3 separate regions of the Homo sapiens genome follow, and regions 2 and 3 are each linked to region 1. A link is an interaction called in ENCODE POLR2A ChIA-PET data of the cell type or tissue named here. Cell type or tissue: Caco-2. All regions are shown on one strand. Links, peaks and the distances in the headings refer to the core of each region. The heading gives the core; the rest is flanking DNA.

Region 1 (6,649 bases), core at 499-5,498:
AACCTCAGCTCTGGGAGAGGATTTTTTTCTGAGCGATTATTATCTAAAGTGTGTTGTTGCTTTAGGCTCACGGCACGCTTGCGTATGTCTGTTACCATGTCACTGTGGTCCTATGCCGAATGCCCTCAGGGGACTTGAATCTTTCCAATAAACCAGGTTTAGACAGTATGAGTCAATGTGCAGTGTAGCCCACACTTGAGAGGATGAATGTATGTGCACTGTCACTTTGCTCTGGGTGGAAGTACGTTATTGTTGACTTATTTTCTCTGTGTTTGTTCCTACAGCCCCTTTTTCATATGTTGCTCAGTCTCCCTTTCCCTTCTTGGTGCTTACACATCTCAGACCCTTTAGCCAAACCCTTGTCAGTGACAGTATTTTGGTTCTTAGTTCTCACTGTTCCCTCTGCTCCTGGAGCCTTTGAATAAAAATGCACGTAGCTGAGGCCGGATGCGGTGGCTCACGCCTGTAATCCCAGCACTTTGGGAGGCCTAGGCGGGCGGTCAGGGGTTCGAGACCAGTCTGGCCAACATCGTGAAACCCTGTCTCTACTAAAAATGCAAAAATTAGCCGGGCGTGGTGGCGGGCGCCTGTAATCCCAGCTACTTGGGAAGCTGAGGCGGGAGAATCATGTGAACCCGGGACGCAGGGGTTGCAGTGAGCGGAGATCGCATCATTGCACTCTAGCCTGGGCCACAGGGCGAGACTCCGTCTCAAAAAAAAAAAAATGCACATAGCTATCAAGTGTGCTTTAGCTTGAAAAGGTGACCTTGCAACTTCATGTCAACTTCTGGCTCCTCAAACAGTAGGTTGGCAGTAAGGCAGGGTCCCATTTCTCACTGAGAAGATTGTGAATATTTCCATATGGATTTTCTATTGTTACTCTGGTTCTTTGTTTTAAAATAAAAATTCTGAATGTACACGACATTATGGGCTTATTTACTTTTTGTCCTTCCTGTAACCACAAAATGAGCTCTAAATCCTGACTTGGCTACTCAGTGCCTGTTGACTTTGAGACTTGTATGAGACCCTCATACTCATGAGACTGTGTTCTTAGAGTCTCATACATAAGAGAATAGCAATATGTGTTTATTATGTAGATTAAATGAAAAAGCTTTCGTGGCCAGGCGCGGTGGCTCACGCCTGTAATCCCAGCACTTTGGGAGGCCAAGGCGGGTGGATCCCCTGAGGTCGGAAGTTCAAGACCAGCGTGACCAACATGGAGAAACTCCGTCTCTACTAAAAATACAAAAATTAGCTGGGCATGATGGCGCATTCCTGTAATCCCAGCTACTTGGGAAGGCTGAGGCAGGCAAATCGCTTAAACCTGGGAGGCGGAGGTTGCGGTGAGCAGAGATCGCGCCATTGTACTCCACCCTGGGCAACAAGAGCGAAACTCCGTCTCAAAAGAAAACAGCTTTCATTTGTTGCTTTTCATACTTGATAAATTATTTTGCTTTCTTTCCCCACTGAGAACTAGCTATTTTGTTTGTTTGTTTTTCTCTTGTGTTCTTTTTACTTCCTCCTCCAGTCTTTTTTTTTTTTTTTTTTTGGAGACAGAGTTTTGCTCTTGTTGCTCAGGCTGGAGTGCAATGGTGTGATCTCAGCTCACTACAACCTCTGCCTCCTGGGTTCAAGCCATTCTCCCGACTCAGCCTCCCAAGTAGCTGGTATTATAGGCATGCGCCACCACACCCGGCTAATTTTTATATTTTTAGTAGAGATGGGGTTCCACCACGTTGGCCAGGCTGGTTTTGAACTCCTGACCTCAAGTGATCCGCCCACCTCCGCCTTCCCAAAGTGTTGGGATTACAGGTGTGAGCCACCGCACCTGGCCCAGAGTGATCTTTTAAAATTGAATGTTACTCTGCTGCTTAAAGCCTTCCAGTTACATCTTACCACTTAAAATAATATCCAAACTCCTTCACCATGACTGACAAATCTAGTGACCTTAGGTCCCAGTTTAAATTGCCTTGATTCATTTTCACAACTGCCCTATCTGCCTAAAAGCCTTGCCTCTCCAATTTCACATCTTGTTATATGCATTTTTTTTTTTTTTGAGACAGAGCTTCATTCTTGTTATCCAGGATGGAGTGCAATGGTGTGGTCTCGGCTCACTGCATCCTCAGCCTCCCGGGTTCAAGCGATTTTCTTGACTTAGTCTCCCAAGTAGCTGAGACTACAGGCATAGGCCACCACACCCAGCTAATTTTTGTGTAGAGATCGGGTTTGGCCATGTTGACTAGGCTGGTCTTGAACTGGACTCACGTGATCTGCCAGCCTCAGCCTCCCAACGTTCTGGGATTACAGGCGTGAGCCACCACACCCGGCCCTAAGTGATGTTTATTTAAAGTGTCAGTCTGGGTCCTATCAGAAGACAAAAATGACACTTTTTTTTTTTTGGAAATAATATAAAGAATATCAAGCTATAGGCCGTGCGCGGTGGCTCACACGTGTAATCCCAGCACTTTGGGAGGCTGAGGTGGGTGGATCACCTGAGGTCAGGAGTTCGAGACCAGTCTGGCCATCATGCTGAAACCCCGTCTCTCCTAAAAATACAAAGAAAAATTAGCCGGGCTTGGTGGCAGGCGCCTGTAATCCCAGCTGAGGCAGGAGAATCGCTTGACCCAGGGAGGCAGAGGTTGCCGTGAGCCAAGATCGTACCATTGCACTCCAGCCTGGGCAATAAGAACAAAACTCCTTTAAAAAAAAAAAGGTATAAGACAAAATGCAGTTTCCTAGAGCTGAGGGAGATTATCCAAGAAATGACAAACTTGGAAGGAAGGCCACTGCCATCTCCTCAAAACTGACGTGCACACCTTATTGGAGAATGTAGAGTTTCAGTCTACTGGAGAGCAGAGAAGTCTGGTAGTTTGCCTGGGTCAGTGCTGGTGTGCAGTCCCTGGGCAAGCAGGGAACACACAGCTGGTGACCAGACATGCAGATGTGCAGATGGAGTCGAGGCACCAGAGGGGTGGGAGGCTTAGAGTGTGGCATCCCTGTGGAAAGTGACCACCAGGCCAGGGTGTGGCTGGGGCAGGTCACCATCAAATTTTCTCTCATCTATACTGCTAACCTATGGTGCAGGCACTGGAACCAGCAAGAGAATCCCCCTTCATCCTGCAGTATCCTTCCAGCACCATCTACTAAGAAAGCATTGTTCTTAGTACTCTAAAAAGGAAATGCTTAAAGGAATTCCAACCTTTTAAAAGCAGGTATTGGCCAGGCGCAGTGGCTCAAGCCTGTAATCTCAGCACTTTGGGAGGCCAAGGCGGGCGGATCACAAGGTCAGGAGATCGAGACCATCCTGGCTAACATGGTGAAACCCCGTCTCTACTAAAAATACAAGAAATTAGCAGGGCGTGGTGGCGGGCGCCTGTAGTCCCAGCTGGTCTGGAGGCTGAAGCAGGAGAATGGCGTGAACCCGGGAGGCGGAGCTTGCAGTGAGCCGAGATCGAGATCGTGCCACTGCACTCCAGCCTGGGCGACAGAGCGAGACTCCGTCTCAAAAAAAAAAAAAAAAAAAAAAGCAGGTATTGAGGGATGAATTCGGAGCTGACAGACAATAAATTTATAACTAGCACAATAAGTGTTAGATGGCTGGGTAGATAATAGTGGGTATTGGTTGAGGGGATTTCCCCCTTCCACACCTCCCAAAGCCACCTGGGCTTTTAGAGAAATTTCAAGTCCCCCACCCCGCCACCCTCCTTTTTTTTGGAATCAAGTGTTTGTTGCAGAAACTTGGCCAAGGTTCCAAGTGGCCCCAGATGGTTGAGGTTGGGCTAGGGGTCGCCTGCTCAGGGCTGGGCAAGTGAGACAAGGAAAAGGTGGAGGGAGCGCCTCTGGGCCTGGAGCTTCAGAGCTGCGAGGTTATGTTTCAGCCAAACTGCAGGTGAGGCTTATGAGGCCCGCTTGGGCTCCGCGCTGTGGGCCTTCATCACGCCGTCCTCTCTCATCATGAGCTGTAGATACCCAAAGAATGGCACCGATGAATCATCTAGTAACAAATCTGTCTTTTTGATCGGGGGCCTTCGCTGCACTGGCGTGGCTGAAACTGCGGTTCTCACCAACGTCCACCCTCTTCCTCCAGTTCGCCGCCCTGCCCCCAGCGAGCACTGAGCCCGCCAGCCCGACTTGGCGCTGCGGCCGCGACCACCCACCTCCCAATAGCCCGGCGGCCGCATGAGGCTGGGACTGGCGCACGGAGGCGGTGGGGCGGCGGGGGGGGGGAAGGGGGAGGGGAAGGGGGGTGCTGAAGCGGGGGGGGCGAGAAACTGGAGACCCTGCAAAAAGGCTGGGCCTGGGCTGCTCTGGTTACCCCGCGAGTCCTCTTCACTGCGCAGGCGTGGGCAGCTGCAGAACCCTGTCATTCTATCTTAGTTTGCTCATCATCACTAATATTCTTTGCTATGACCCAGGATATACCTGGAACCCAGCGACCTTGACCTGCCTTCCAATGCAGGTAAGTGAATTTAACTGCCCTTTCTGTATTGCTCTAGGCTGTGTTACTTGATAGGGTTGACGCCTGAGTTGGGATACATTTCAGGGATTACATTAATTTTTTTTTTTTTTTTTGAGACGGAGTTTCGCTCTTGTCGCCCAGGCTGGAGTGCAATGGCACGATCTCAGGTCACCGCAATCTCCGCCACCCGGGTTCAAGCGATTCTCCTGCCTCAGCCTCCCGAGTAGCTGGGATGAGAGGCGCGCGACACCACGCCCAGCTACACGCCCGGCTAATTTTTTGTATTTTTAGTAGAAACAGGATTTCACCATGTTAGCCAGGCTGGTCTCGAACTCCCGACTTCAGGTGATCCGCCCGCCTAGGCCTCCCAAACTGTTGGGATGACAGGCGTGAGCCACCGCGCCCGGCTAAGTTTCATTTTTTTAAATGAGAAAATTGGCCAGGTGCTGCGGCTCGAGCCTGTCATCCCAGCACTTTGGGAGCTGAGGCGGGAGAATCGCTTGAACCCGGGAGGCAGAGGTTGCAGTGAGCCGAGATCGTGCCATTGCACTCCAGCCTGGACGACAGACTGAGACTCCGTCTCAAAAAAATAAACAAAAGAAAAAAAGTGAAAGAAGCCAATCATAAAAGACCACATACTATATTACTCAATTGAGACGAAATTTCCAGAATAGGCCATTCTACAGAGAGAAAGAAGATAGATTTACTGGTGGCCTTGGAAGGGAAGAGGAAGTGGTGAAGAACACAGGGAGGGCAGAGTGCAGTGGCTCACGCCTGTAACCCCAGCACTTTAGGAGGCCGAGGCAGAAGGATCACTTGAGCCAGGAGTTCAAGACCAGCCTAGGCAATATAGAGAGACCCCCGTCTCTACAAAAAATTTAAAATTTAGTCAGGTGTGGTGGCACGTGCCTGTGATCCCAGCTACTCGGGAGGCTGAGGCAGGAGGATCGCTTGAGCCAGGAGGTCGAGGTTGCAGTGAACCGAGGTCATACCACTGCACTCTAGCTTGGGCGACAGAGGGAGACCCTATCTCGAAAAGAAAAGATATGAAACTGAAATATCCTGGCCAGGCGCGGTAGCTCACGCGTGTAATCCCAGCACTTTGGGAGGCTGAGGCGGGCGGATCATGAGGTCAGGAGATCGAGACCATCCTGGCTAACACGGTAAAACCCTGTTTCTACTAAAAATACAAAAAATTAGCCGGGCATGGTGGCTGGCGGGCGCCTGTAGTCCCAGCTACTCAGGAGGCTGAGGCAGGAGAATGGCGTGAACCCGGGAGGTGGAGCTTGCAGTGAGCCGATATCCCGCCACTGCGCTCCAGCCTGGGCGACAGAGCAAGACTCTGTCTCAAAAACATAAATAAAATAAATAAAAAATAAAACCTAAATATCCCAATAAGAAACTGGTAAACATAAATTTTGAAACATCCGTGGAATATAGTACTATGCAGATACTCTACATAATTAGGTAGATATTTGGTGCTGCTATGTTACAACATCCATGATGTATCACTGAGTAAAGAAAAGAAATTAGAGAATAACATATTCAGTATGACCCCATTTGTTTAAAAAAAAAAAAGAAGGAAGATAAGAAAAGGAATCTTACTTATGTAGGCTTAGATAAGCATAGTTTCCGGAGTGATATTGAATAAATTGTTAATAATGGTTACCTCTGAATAATGGGAAGAGATCTTATTGAGAAGACATTTACTTTTAAATTTTTTCCATCTTGTGCTTTTTAAATATTTTGCTGGGCTGGCACGGTGGCTCACCCCTGGAATCCCAGCACTTTGGGAGACCAAGGTTGGCGGATCACCTGAGGTTGGGAGTCGAGACCAGCCTGACCAACATGGAGCAACCCTGTCTCTACTAAAAATACAAAATTAGCCGGGCGTGCTGGCTCATGCCTGTAATCCCAGCTACTCGGGAGGCTGAGGCAGGAGAATCGCTTGAACCCAGGAGGCAGAGGTTACGGTGAGCCAAGATAGTGCCATTACACTCCAGCCTGGGCAACAAGAGCGAAACTCTGTATCAAAAATAAAATAAACATTTTGCCGTGATTATATTCTACTTTTAAAAGCGTAAGTACACACAACAAATATTTAGAAAATTCTCAATCATCTCTCTTTTTAAAACATTGTAGCTTTTGGCCAGGCGCAGTGGCTCATGCCTGTAATCCCAGCACTTTGGG
Region 2 (6,649 bases), core at 1-5,000, 140 kb before region 1:
TACGAGCATGTTCACAGTTAGGGGAAGGTAATATCACAGAGGCCAAGAGAAGAGAGTGTTAAGAAGTCAGTGTATCTAATGACACATATTGTGGAAGGTGACTGAGAAACAAACGTTTGGATTTGGTTTTTAGAAGTAATTTTAGCAGAATTATGGAAGCAGAAGATACATTACAAAGAATTAAGAAGTTGGTGGCCGGCCGGGCCTGGTGGCTCACATCTGTAATCCCGGGACTTTGGGAGGCCGAGGCGGGCGGATCACCAGGTCAGGAAATCAAGATCATCCTGGCTAACATGGTGAAACCCCGTCTCTACTAAAAATACAAAAATTAGCCGGGCGTGGTGGTACACGCCTGTAATCCCAGCTCCTCGGGAGGCTGAGGCAGAAGAATTGCTTAAACCCGGGATGCGGAGGCTGTAGTGAGCCGAGATCGCACCATTGCACTCCAGCCTGGGAGACAGAGCGAGACTCCATCACAAAAAAAAAAAAAAAAAAAAAAAAAAGGGCCGGGCGCGGTGGCTCACGCCTGTAATCCCAACACTTTGGGAGGCCGAGGCGGGCGGATCGCCTGAGGTCGGGAGATCAACATCATCCTGGCCAACATGGAGAAACCCCGTTCTCTACTAAAAATACAAAAAAAAATTAGCCGGGCATGGTGGCGCATGCCTGTAATCCCAGCTACTGGGAGGCTGAGGCAGGAGAATCACTTGAACCCGGGAGGAGGAGGTTGCAGTGAGCCAAGATCGCGCCACTGCACTCCAGCGTGGGCAACAAGAGCGAAACTCCATCTCAAGAAAAAAGAAAAAAAGAAGAAGTTAGTGTTCAGAACAGTAGGCGTAGGCCCCAAAACAAAGCAGTATCCTTGAAAAAGAGAAATTATGCTAAATTAAGAGACTTAAGAAGAAAGTGCGATCTGAAGTAGATATTGTCGTGGACAAGCCAGCTATAAAAGATGTCTTAGGGACAGTTGAAAAATAATCATATAAAAGGGGGGGCATGGTGGTTCGTGCCTGTAATCTCAGCACTTCGGGAGGCCGAGGAAGAATCAGTAGAGCCCAGGAGTTGGAGACCAGCCTGAGCAACATAGCAAGACCCCATCTTTACAAACAGAAACAAAACAGATAAAGGTCGGGTATTCCTTATGGTACATATTGTATAATGTGGAGACTGCTAACTGAAAAAAGAAAAAAATGTATAAAAAATATGTATTTACACCCATGTTCATTGATGCATAATTCACAATAGTCAAAAGGTGAAAGCAATCCAGATGTCCTCTGTGGAATGACTGGATAAACAAAATGAAGTATAGACCTACAATGGAATATTATTCAGCCTTAAAAAGAAAGAAAATTCTGACCCATGCCACAACGCGGAGGAAGCTTGAAGACATTATGCTAAGTGAAATACACCAGACACAAAAAGACAAATACTGTGTGATTCCACTTAGATCAGATATCTAAAGTAGTCGAATTCATAGAAATTGAAAGTACAATGGTGATTGCCAGGGGCTGAGAAAAGGAGAAAATGGGGAATTCTTTCCTGAGCACATTTTCAGTTTTGTAAGATGAAAAAGTTCTGAAAATTGGTTGTACAACGTGAATATGGTAAACACTACTGAACTGTGTACTTAAAAATGGTGAAGATGGTAAATGTTATGATACATGTGTTTGGCAATTAAAATTTTTTTGTTAGGGCCAGGCGCGGTGGCTCGCACCTGTAATCCCAGCACTTTGGGAGGGAGAGGAGGGAGGATCACTCGAGCCTAGCAGTTCAAGAGTAGCCTGGCCAACATGGCAAAACCTGTCTCTGCTAAAAATACAAAAATTAGTTGGTACGTTGGTGGGCAACTGCAGTCCCAGCTACTCAGGAGGCTGAGGCACGATAATTGCTTGAACCCGGGAGGCAGAGGCTGCAGTGAGCCGAGATTGTATCACTGCACTCCAGCCTGAATGACGGAGGGAGATTCTGTCTCAAAAATAATAATAATAATAATAATAAATAAATAAATGAAGCACTGTCCCACATATTAGAAGGCTTCTAGCCATCACAGCCCCTGCTGTCTAAAGATACGCATGTGTATACCTAAATGCACACACACACATAAAAAAAGGTCAAGAGGATATAAATTCAGGTGCTAAAATAATAATCACTGACTAGTGAGTATATTTTTATTTTCTTTTTTGTTTGTCTATATTTTCCAATTTTCTTCATGCATATTTTTTGCTTTTGTAATAATAAAGCTCTTTTCCCAAGTTACGGTCATAAAACACAAATAAATAAGAAAGAAATGATAGGTAGTGAGGAAGTCAATGCAGAGGGCCAACAACTCTTGGAAAATTTGAAAGCAAAAGGAGATGGAGTTGTATCTAAAAGACATCGCTGAGTCTAGAGTACCTCTTTCTGTGGCGGCGAGTCCTCTGAAAATCTGGTGGGGAGAGTGGATGAAGCTTCTGCCCTCAGAGAAATGAGAATATGTAAAGTTGAAGTTTTGCATATCATTTTAGGTGGTGATGGAACTTCCTAAAACCCTTTCGTGACCTCAGGTTGGAGACCTCCAGTCCAGATATTTTTGTGTGTTTACTTATTTAGCTTATTTGTTTATTTTTAAACACACTGGGTGAAGAAAGGAGCCAGTGGAAAAACCAAGATTGAAAGTACAAGAAAGAGGAGAAATTTACACTAATATGGACTTCCAGATGAGGCTGTGATTTTGATACACACATAAATCAATACAGTAGATTTTAAATTGTCTATCATAGGATGGGCATGGTGGCTCATGCCTATAATCCCAGCACTTTGGGAGGCCAAGGCAGGCAGATCACCCGAGGTCAGGAGTTCAAGACCAGCCTGGCCAACATGGCAAAACCCCGTCTCTACTAAAAATACAAAAATTAGCCAGGCGTGGTGGTGCACGCCTGTAATCCCAGCTACTCTGGAGGCTGAGGCAGGAGAATCGCTTGAACTCGGGAGGCGGAGCTTACAGTGAGCTGAAATCAATCCACTGCACTCCAGCCTGCGCGACAGAGGAAGACTCTGTCTGAAAAATAATTAATAAATTAATAAATAAATATAATTGTCTATCAGAGAATGCTTTTATGTGGTCCCGTGTGAGGTGAAGGAAGGCAAACTAAAACAGCGTGAGGACCTTCTGGTTTCATGATCCCACATCTTTATGTGGGAAGATTAGAATCCTAAGAATATGTATGCATTTTCAAAAAGATACTGTTTGTTTTAACATTTTTTTCATCTTTTTGCAGAAGTTTAGCAATGGCGTCTTTCTCTGCTGAGACCAATTCAACTGACCTACTCTCACAGCCATGGAATGAGCCCCCAGTAATTCTCTCCATGGTCATTCTCAGCCTTACTTTTTTACTGGGATTGCCAGGCAATGGGCTGGTGCTGTGGGTGGCTGGCCTGAAGATGCAGCGGACAGTGAACACAATTTGGTTCCTCCACCTCACCTTGGCGGACCTCCTCTGCTGCCTCTCCTTGCCCTTCTCGCTGGCTCACTTGGCTCTCCAGGGACAGTGGCCCTACGGCAGGTTCCTATGCAAGCTCATCCCCTCCATCATTGTCCTCAACATGTTTGCCAGTGTCTTCCTGCTTACTGCCATTAGCCTGGATCGCTGTCTTGTGGTATTCAAGCCAATCTGGTGTCAGAATCATCGCAATGTAGGGATGGCCTGCTCTATCTGTGGATGTATCTGGGTGGTGGCTTTTGTGATGTGCATTCCTGTGTTCGTGTACCGGGAAATCTTCACTACAGACAACCATAATAGATGTGGCTACAAATTTGGTCTCTCCAGCTCATTAGATTATCCAGACTTTTATGGAGATCCACTAGAAAACAGGTCTCTTGAAAACATTGTTCAGCCGCCTGGAGAAATGAATGATAGGTTAGATCCTTCCTCTTTCCAAACAAATGATCATCCTTGGACAGTCCCCACTGTCTTCCAACCTCAAACATTTCAAAGACCTTCTGCAGATTCACTCCCTAGGGGTTCTGCTAGGTTAACAAGTCAAAATCTGTATTCTAATGTATTTAAACCTGCTGATGTGGTCTCACCTAAAATCCCCAGTGGGTTTCCTATTGAAGATCACGAAACCAGCCCACTGGATAACTCTGATGCTTTTCTCTCTACTCATTTAAAGCTGTTCCCTAGCGCTTCTAGCAATTCCTTCTACGAGTCTGAGCTACCACAAGGTTTCCAGGATTATTACAATTTAGGCCAATTCACAGATGACGATCAAGTGCCAACACCCCTCGTGGCAATAACGATCACTAGGCTAGTGGTGGGTTTCCTGCTGCCCTCTGTTATCATGATAGCCTGTTACAGCTTCATTGTCTTCCGAATGCAAAGGGGCCGCTTCGCCAAGTCTCAGAGCAAAACCTTTCGAGTGGCCGTGGTGGTGGTGGCTGTCTTTCTTGTCTGCTGGACTCCATACCACATTTTTGGAGTCCTGTCATTGCTTACTGACCCAGAAACTCCCTTGGGGAAAACTCTGATGTCCTGGGATCATGTATGCATTGCTCTAGCATCTGCCAATAGTTGCTTTAATCCCTTCCTTTATGCCCTCTTGGGGAAAGATTTTAGGAAGAAAGCAAGGCAGTCCATTCAGGGAATTCTGGAGGCAGCCTTCAGTGAGGAGCTCACACGTTCCACCCACTGTCCCTCAAACAATGTCATTTCAGAAAGAAATAGTACAACTGTGTGAAAATGTGGAGCAGCCAACAAGCAGGGGCTCTTAGGCAATCACATAGTGAAAGTTTATAAGAGGATGAAGTGATATGGTGAGCAGCGGACTTCAAAAACTGTCAAAGAATCAATCCAGCGGTTCTCAAACGGTACACAGACTATTGACATCAGCATCACCTAGAAACTTGTTAGAAATGCAAATTCTCAAGCCGCATCCCAGACTTGCTGAATCGGAATCTCTGGGGGTTGGGACCCAGCAAGGGCACTTAACAAACCCTCGTTTCTGATTAATGCTAAATGTAAGAATCATTGTAAACATTAGTTCTATTTCTATCCCAAACTAAGCTATGTGAAATAAGAGAAGCTACTTTGTTTTTAAATGATGTTGAATATTTGTCGATATTTCCATCATTAAATTTTTCCTTAGCATTGTCTAAGTCTTCCAGATTCCATTTAAAACCATTTCTTGTTCTCCTACGTGAGTGAAAGATGATCATATATCCTAATGCTTTGTTGTCGTGTGGTGTTGATGGTTTTAAACGAAAAGAAAGTGCAAAAAGAAAATGCCTGTGAAGACAAGAAGCCATGAGACTGAGTCTGGAGCATAGGGTTATGCAATGATGCCTGTCCCTGGGAACACCCCTGGGTACAGGATATAGAAATTTCCACTATTACATAGAGTTTCCACTATTACAACTAAATAAGCATCTATTGTGTGAAAACTGACTCATGAAATGTTATGAAAGCTGTGGTTTGGGGAGTTCTGTTTCTTCTAACTGCCTACCGGTTGGGCACCTATTTTCCACTCCTCTTCCTAAGCTCCTTAATTTCCTTATTACTCCCCAGCCTCCAAATCTTCCACATCAGACTTTGTGCCTCAAACAACCTCTAATTTCGTAAGATTCTAGTTACTCCCTTCCTCTTGCTCCAAATGAATACTTTCTAAGAAAGTATTTCAAGTGGAAGGAGAAAGAGGGTGGAGGATGGAGCAGCAATTCTTCTACTCTCTGCAACTGAGTACCCTACCAGGCTTGCCATCACATTTTAAAACATGACGACAGGCAACTTACATGCCAAAATTACCAAATATATCTTCTGGGTTTTTTAAATCCTTTTCTTTGCCAAAGTAATACATGCACATAGTTTTAAAATAATTTAATAAGGTATATAATGAAATATGAGGTCTCCTACCTCACTGTGCCCAAAAGTTCCCTCCTCCCACTCTCATTTCCCAGAGATAATCCTTGCACAATTTTAGATGTTTCCTTTGATAATTATCATGATGTTTCTAAATCATGTGCTTATGCTGCTCTTTTCTGGAGGCATGATAAAACGACTTCTTGTTTTGAAAGATGAAGATGTTTATCCAAGCACCCCATATTTTTAATTTGTTTATCCAGCATCCCAACATTCATTAATAACCATATTTTAATTCATTCATGACCACATATTTTTCTTCTACTTTGTCTATACACTCCAACCATTTATATAGCTTTCCTTCTGTCCCTTTTTCATTTAAAACAAAATTACCTAACTCCCTACCACCTTCTCATTTTTCTGTATATATAAATGTTTGTGTCAAACGTCTGAAATTTCTGGCTTGTTTGTATCACAACGTGGCCTCATCTAAACCAAATACAATGATGTAGTCTAAAAACAGAAAATGACATGTGTTTTAGACCTGCAAGACACTATCTGTTCAATGGCTGAGGTGAGGGTCTGGACTACAGATTTTTTATAAAGTATATGCAGAAAAATTACAAATCACTAGGAATTCTTTCAGTTGTGAAGAATGTCTGACATAAGATTTGAAGTGCTACCTTTCCAGCTTATATATTAATTTGCTTATATATTTGATATGAATAAATGCTTTTTTTCTCATGGGTCCTTGCGAGGCTCAGAGATTTATGAATCCTTTTGTTTCACATTCAGAATATATCACATCTCTAAAT
Region 3 (6,649 bases), core at 815-5,814, 260 kb after region 1:
TTAGTAGAGACGGGGTTTCGCCATGTTGGTCAGGCTGGTCTCAAACTCCTGACCTAAGGTGATCCACCTGCCTCAGCCTCCCAAAGTCAGCCACCGCGCCTGGCCTAAATTTTCAATCAATATGTGCCAAGTGATTATTATTTAAAAATATTAGCTTGAGAAGAGTTCTCAGACTCAATTTTATTGTCATGAGCCTCTTACAGTGAGGTCTCACAGACTTCCTTTTTCCTTCATGCCACTGACTCTGAGACCATCTGGCACTGTGACACCTCTGTTGGGTAATCAAGCCATAAATCAAAATCTTTAGTCTCCAATTCCTGTATCGCCTTTCTCAAAACGCAGCCTGAGTCTGAAAAATAATGTACCTGTAACCAAGGACTCCAACACCTATTTAATCATCTATCAAACCTGAAATAAAAACCCAATTTTGGCCGGGCACGGTGGCTCACGCCTGTAATCCCAGCACTTTGAGATGCTGAGAGGGGCAGATCACATGAGGCCAGGAGTTTGAGACCAGCCTGGCCAAGATGGTGAAACCCCGTCTCTACTAAAAATACAAAAGTTAGCCGGGTGTGGTGACACATGCCTGTAATCCCAGCTACTTGGGAGGCTCAGGCACGAGAATCACTTGAACCCTGGAGGCAAAGTTTACAGTGAGCCAAGATTGCACCACTGGACTCCAGCCTGGGTGGTGGAGTGAGGTTCTGTCTCAAAACAAAACAAAACAAAACAAAACAAAACAAAACAGAACAAATCAATTTCCAGGTGATTCTATTTCGGAAATTGGAAGAAATTAGGGACTTTTGATCAGTCCATGCATTTTTGTCATAGACTTCAATTCTTTTCCAGGAAATAGTTTTGGGTATTTTTTTTGTTATTTATTTATAATTTTAGTTTAATTATTATTATCTTTTTTTGAGACAGGGTCTGTCTCTCTTGCCCCTGCTGGAGTGCAGTGGCATGCTCATGGCTCACTGCAGCCTCAACCTCCTGGGCTCAAGTGATTATCCCACCTCAGCTTTCCTAGTAGCTGGGACTACAGGCATGCACCACTACAGCTGGTTAAACTTCTGTATCTTTTTGTAGAGACGGAAATTTCCCCATTTTACCCAGGCTGGCCTTGATATCTTAGGCTTAAGCGACCATCTTGCCTTGGCCTCCCAAAGTGCTGGGATTACAGGTGTGAGTCACTGCCTACAGCCTGGTTTGTTTTTTAATTTTGTTTTGTTGTTATTGATTGTTTTTATTTTAAGGAATTTAGTAGCTCTAGATGCAGGCTTATCTTCAGTTTTCCACAGCCCTTGCTCACTTTCTTTTCATGGGAATGGCCTGGGCCTACCGTAGAAAGCATACTTCACAGTATATGGCTAGCCCTCTATATGAAAAATAAAACGTCAGAAAGTGTGCAATCCACCTCTCTCCAGCCTTAAAGGTGCAAAAAGCCTCAGAGTCACTTCAAAAGTGTTCTGACTTTGGAGACATATTCCAAGGACTGGCTCAACTTAGGTTCTATGTTATGCAACTAGACATTCAGCTAACAATTTGGCAGTCATGGCGAGGAAACATACACATGAGGCTCAATTCAAGGGTAGTAACTTAGTACGAAATGCAGTTGGTTCAAATGATTCTGGCTGGGATGCCAAATATGTAATTGAGATGTTTATGTTACCAGTATTATTAGTTCCCTTTTTCCTCTGTTAAATAGCTATTTACACACACACACACACACACACACACACACACACACACGTATATACAACACACTAGGACACCAAGTGGGTATTTTTGCAACCCAAACTAAAAATCCATAAGCATATGCATGGCAAACCGAATAGTAGAGATAAGAAAGAGAAGTATTCTTACACAGGAGGCTCTCACCTCCTCAAAATTCCCAAGTTGACATTTAATGTCAATGATGTTCATGCCATTGAAATAAACATAAAACAGGCATCTTTCTAACCCTCTGAAAGGCTGCCGTAATAACAGTGCTTAACGTTTATGAAGCATCTGCTGCGTCAGGCACCTTGCAAATGTTTTCCATTCATTGTGTTACGTGAGTCTTCCGACAACCTTGTGGAATAGGCAATCTTAGGGTCTACATTTGACAAATGGGGAAACTGAGGTCTAGAGAGGTTAGGAAACTTGCCAAATGTGTTAGAGCAAGTAATTGGCTAAACTGGGATTATAACCCATTTTTCTCTGACCCTAGAGCCTTGGCTCTTGATTGCAACACTGTGTTGCTTCTTTAGACTAGACTGAGATTCATGGACCATTTTAAGTTTGTAACCACCTTTGAGAGTCTGAATGGAGGACGTGGTTTTGCCTGGTTTTACTTCCTCCTCTAGAGTGCGGGGTCCATATTCCTCTGATGATAAGGGCCAGGAGAGCCATCTAAACAAAGTACTGCTTAGATCACTCCAAAGCCGGGGCCACTCACACTGCACCCCAGGAAACTGAACCTCTGTCCTTTCCAGCCCAGACTTTCTTCCACGGAGTGACACTGATTAGTTTGTAGGCCAGGTGAGGCATGATTTCATAACCATGGAGTAATCTGACCAGGGTCATGCAGGGGAGCAGCAGGCCTGCGGTATATAAATTCTCAAATACACATCTTCCATTTATTTCCTTATTTCTTTCTTTAAAAAAAAAAAATTTGGCCTAGGCATGGTGAATCATGCCTGTAATCCCAGCACTTTGGGAGGCTGAAGCAGGAGGATCTCTTGAGCTCAGGAGTTTGAGACCAACCTGGGCAACACAGAGAGAACACGCCTCCACAAAAAAAATAACAAATGAAATAAAATTTTAATTTTTTAAGAGACAGGGTCTCACTGTATCACCCAGGCTATGTACAGTGACATAATCATAGCTCACAGTAACCTGGAACTCCTGGGCTCTAGTGATCCTCCCTCCTCAGCCACTCAAGTAGCCACAGGTGTGTGCTAACACACCCTGCTAATTTTACATTTTGTAGGAATGGGGTCTCACTGTGTTGCCCAGGCTGGTCTCAAATTTCTGGCTTCAAGAGATCCTTCTGCCTTGGCATCTCAAAAAGCTGGGATTATAGGTATAAGCCACTGCACTCTCTCTCTATATATATAAAATCAAAGCCCCACCAATGCCACCTCCTTTTCTATTTTCCAAACTACTCCACCACCATGGTCTGCACCACTCCCTGTGAGGCCCCTCAAAGCTGTCCATGCCCATGTCTACATTAGGCTTCTCTACCCATCGTGTCATAACATTTCCTGTATTTCCATTTCTTTCTTTCTTTTTTTTTTTTTAAGGAGTCTTGCTCTGTCACTCAGGCTAGAGTGCAGTGGCGTGATCTCGGCTCACTGCAACCTCCACCTCCTGGGTTCAAGCAATTCTCCTGCCTCAGCCTCCCAAGTAGCTGGGATTACAGGCATGCGCCACCACGCCCAGCCAATTTTTTTTTGTATTTTTAGTAGAGATGCGGTTTCTCCATGTTGGTCAGGCTAGTCTGGAACTCCCGACCTCAGATGATCTGCCCGCCTCAGCCTCCCAAAGTGCTGGGATTACAGGCGTGAGCCACCACACCGGGCCTATTTTTAATTTTTATTTTTGAGACAGAGTTTTGCTCTTTTGCCCAGGCTGGAGTGCAATGGTGCGATCTTGGCTCACTGCAACCTCCTCTCCCCAGGTTCAAGTGATTCTCCTGCCTCAGCCACCCGAGTAGCTGGGATTATAGGTGCCCGCAATCACACCTGGCTAATTTTTGTATTTTTGGTAGAGACAGGGTTTCACCATGTTGGCCAGGCTGGTCTCAAACTCCTGACCTCAGGTGAACCACCTGCCTCGGTCTCCCAAAGTGCTAGAATTACAGGCGTGAGCCACCGCACCCGGCCTCTAAGAGGCTTTAAGAAGTGACTTTCCCATTGTGCTTAATCATTTTTGTTGAAGCCTTAAGGCAGACTACCTTGTTTGGGATTGGGCATCTGGGAAAAGAGATTTTGGCAGAGTCCTTAAAAATCTTGCTTTTCTTGGGTACAATGAGCTGGTCCAATACAATTAATCCATGAGAGAATCTTCAAATTCCATTTTCTGAGATGATTTGGAGGTTTGGAATAATAGAGCACTTTTTCTTAGCAACTCATTTGATATTTGAGTGTTGTTTGACATAATCATATCTTGGTCAACAGGTCCTTCAACCGGTGACCCCACTCTGAGGTAAGAATAACACTATCACAGTGCCCATTTAATTTGATCAAGAATCAATGGGTATTTAAGAGCTGTGCATGGTGGCACATGCGCCTATAATCCCAGCTACTCAGGAGGCTGAGGCAGGAGTAGGAGGATCGCTTGAGCCCAGGAGGTCAAGGCTGCAGTGAGCTATGATTGCACCACTGCACTGCAGCCGGGGTAACAGACTGAGACCCTGTCTCAAAAAAAAAAAAAAAAAGGAACTGTGGATATAGCTTTCTTTATTGTTCCTTTTCTCTTTTGCCATTTTCCATTCTTTCTTTCATTTTTGCCTTTTCCAGTTTCATTTTCTATGGTTATTGTTTTTTATATCTTTGCTCTTATGTCTTTTGATCTCTTTAAATAAATGATTTTCTAGCTTGCTTATCTGTTATTGTCTTACAATTTCTCTTCTTTTTTTAAATCGCATGCTTTTATAGCCATTAGTGAAATACCTGGGAAACTCATTTGTCACTTTAACTTCATCTTCGTTTTATAATGTCTGCCCATTTTTCAGACATAGGACAGGGAAGTCATGTTAAGGAATATATTATCTCTTGATAGGTGGAAGGATTGATCTATGTAGTAAATGAATGTGATACTTTAGGGATGAGTGGGAACTATTAGGATGTAATAAGCTTGTGACTTAACCATATTGCAAAGAAGAGTCTGCAGTTCAATTCTGAGTTTCCCTTGAGTTACAGCTTTCAGACATAGAGAGTGTTAAATCTAAAGACACCACTGAGAGCAAGTAGAATTTCTTTCTTATAGGAGTTAGTATATAGAATCCTAATGTGGAAGAATCTTGAGGCTAAATTGCTCTTTTGTCTGTTCTTGACAATACAATCTTGTTGGCAATTTGAGGCGTCAACACTTGAGAAAATCTGGTTAGAGTCCATTGAGGAATAGAAAAGATAAGGATTGGAACATAGCACCTCTAGGTGTAAAATAGAAAAGTTAGAATATAGCTAGGCATGGTGGGGCACACCTGTGGTCTCAGCTACTCAGGAGGCTGAGGCAGGAGAGTAGCTTGAGTCCAGGAAGGGGAGATCAGGCTGGCCAGCTTAGAGAGACCATGTCTTAAAAAAAAAAAAAAAAAAAAAGGGTTAGAATATAATGAAGGAAAATTTAAAAGAGAAACAAAGACACGCTTACACCTGAATTCAAGACTAAAACATAATGGTATTAGAGAGTGGTCACCAAATAATGTGACTGGGGGAAGAAACCTGTGCACTATGTTTGTGAGAAAAAAAAATCTGATAATTCAAACAGACCTCTTCAGATAACTTTGAGACATATACTAGAAAAAGAAGTTTCCTGAGATGTTATGTCTCAGATCAGCCTGATAGAAGAGGGGAGCAGAGGCTGGGCGTGGTGGCTCACGCCTGTAATCCCAGCACTTTGGGAGGCTGAGGTGGGCGAATCACAAGGTCAGGAGTTTGAGACCAGCCTGGCCAACATGGTGAAACCCCGTCTCTACTAAAAATACAAAAAAATTAGCTGGACATGGTGGCGGGAGCCTGTAATCCCAGCTACTTGGGAAGTTGAGGCAGAAAAATCGCTTGAACCTGGGAGGTGGAGGTTGTGGTGAGCTGAGATTGCACCACTGCACTCCAGTCTGGGCAACAGTGTGAGACTCCATCTTAAAAAAATAAAATAAAATAAAATAAAATAAAAAAAGAAGAGGGGAGCAGGAAAAGATTTCTAAGATCTCTCTAAATGTGGCATGACAGTGTGGGCTGCTTTTTGTATTTCAGGAGAAGAATCGAACCCTGGGAGTTTGACGTCTTCTATGACCCCAGAGAACTTCGTAAAGAGGCCTGTCTGCTCTACGAAATCAAGTGGGGCATGAGCCGGAAGATCTGGCGAAGCTCAGGCAAAAACACCACCAATCACGTGGAAGTTAATTTTATAAAAAAATTTACGTCAGAAAGAGATTTTCACCCATCCATGAGCTGCTCCATCACCTGGTTCTTGTCCTGGAGTCCCTGCTGGGAATGCTCCCAGGCTATTAGAGAGTTTCTGAGTCGGCACCCTGGTGTGACTCTAGTGATCTACGTAGCTCGGCTTTTTTGGCACATGGATCAACAAAATCGGCAAGGTCTCAGGGACCTTGTTAACAGTGGAGTAACTATTCAGATTATGAGAGCATCAGGTAAAAACAGTAAACAAAGAAACTTCATTGTTTACAACAGACTGTGGTGATAGTAGCTGTTTTTAGGCCAGAAGATTGGTTAGCCCAGGCTGGAAGTCTCAGAAGTAAAAGTCCAAAATAATGTCATAAAGGACTAGGTCTGAAATTCATGACAAGGAAAGTTACAAAAATACAACTCCTGGCTACGCATGGTGGCTCATGCCTATAATCCCAGAACTTTGGGAGGCCAAGGCAGGAGGATCACTTGAAGCCAGGGGTTCAAGATCAGCCTGGGCAACATAGTGAGACCCCATC

What was found. ChIA-PET counts read pairs that join two places held together with the same protein. Peaks named below come from ENCODE experiments on the same cell type or tissue, not always from the same donor. Only the 100,000 strongest peaks of a DNase experiment are listed, where the experiment ranks them.
Region 2: POLR2A ChIA-PET joins it to region 1 with 6 read pairs; 6 of 35 experiments call an interaction of 5 or more read pairs at or near these places.
Region 3: POLR2A ChIA-PET joins it to region 1 with 5 read pairs; 2 of 35 experiments call an interaction of 5 or more read pairs at or near these places.

What each region holds. Positions count from the first base shown.
Region 1 is chr12:7,913,503-7,920,151 of GRCh38, reverse strand. It overlaps SLC2A3 (solute carrier family 2 member 3), which reads left to right. Exons shown (of 10, transcript NM_006931.3): 10 at 1-922. Among named protein-coding and RNA genes, the nearest start is that of SLC2A3, 19 kb to the left of the region's middle. RefSeq lists an enhancer at 6,271-6,649. In Caco-2, for the core only: no CTCF peak of the experiment used is centred there; DNase peaks (open chromatin) are centred at 2,231, 2,561, 2,941, 3,841 and 4 weaker places.
Region 2 is chr12:8,056,804-8,063,452 of GRCh38, reverse strand. C3AR1 (complement C3a receptor 1) reads left to right here. Exons shown (of 2, transcript NM_004054.4): 2 at 3,258-6,609. The coding sequence starts at 3,268. The coding sequence ends at 4,716. Among named protein-coding and RNA genes, the nearest start is that of C3AR1, 6.2 kb to the left of the region's middle. In Caco-2, for the core only: no CTCF peak of the experiment used is centred there; no DNase peak of the experiment used is centred there.
Region 3 is chr12:7,652,144-7,658,792 of GRCh38, reverse strand. APOBEC1 (apolipoprotein B mRNA editing enzyme catalytic subunit 1) reads left to right here. Exons shown (of 5, transcript NM_001644.5): 2 at 4,161-4,188; 3 at 5,958-6,355. Among named protein-coding and RNA genes, the nearest start is that of APOBEC1, 10 kb to the left of the region's middle. In Caco-2, for the core only: no CTCF peak of the experiment used is centred there; no DNase peak of the experiment used is centred there.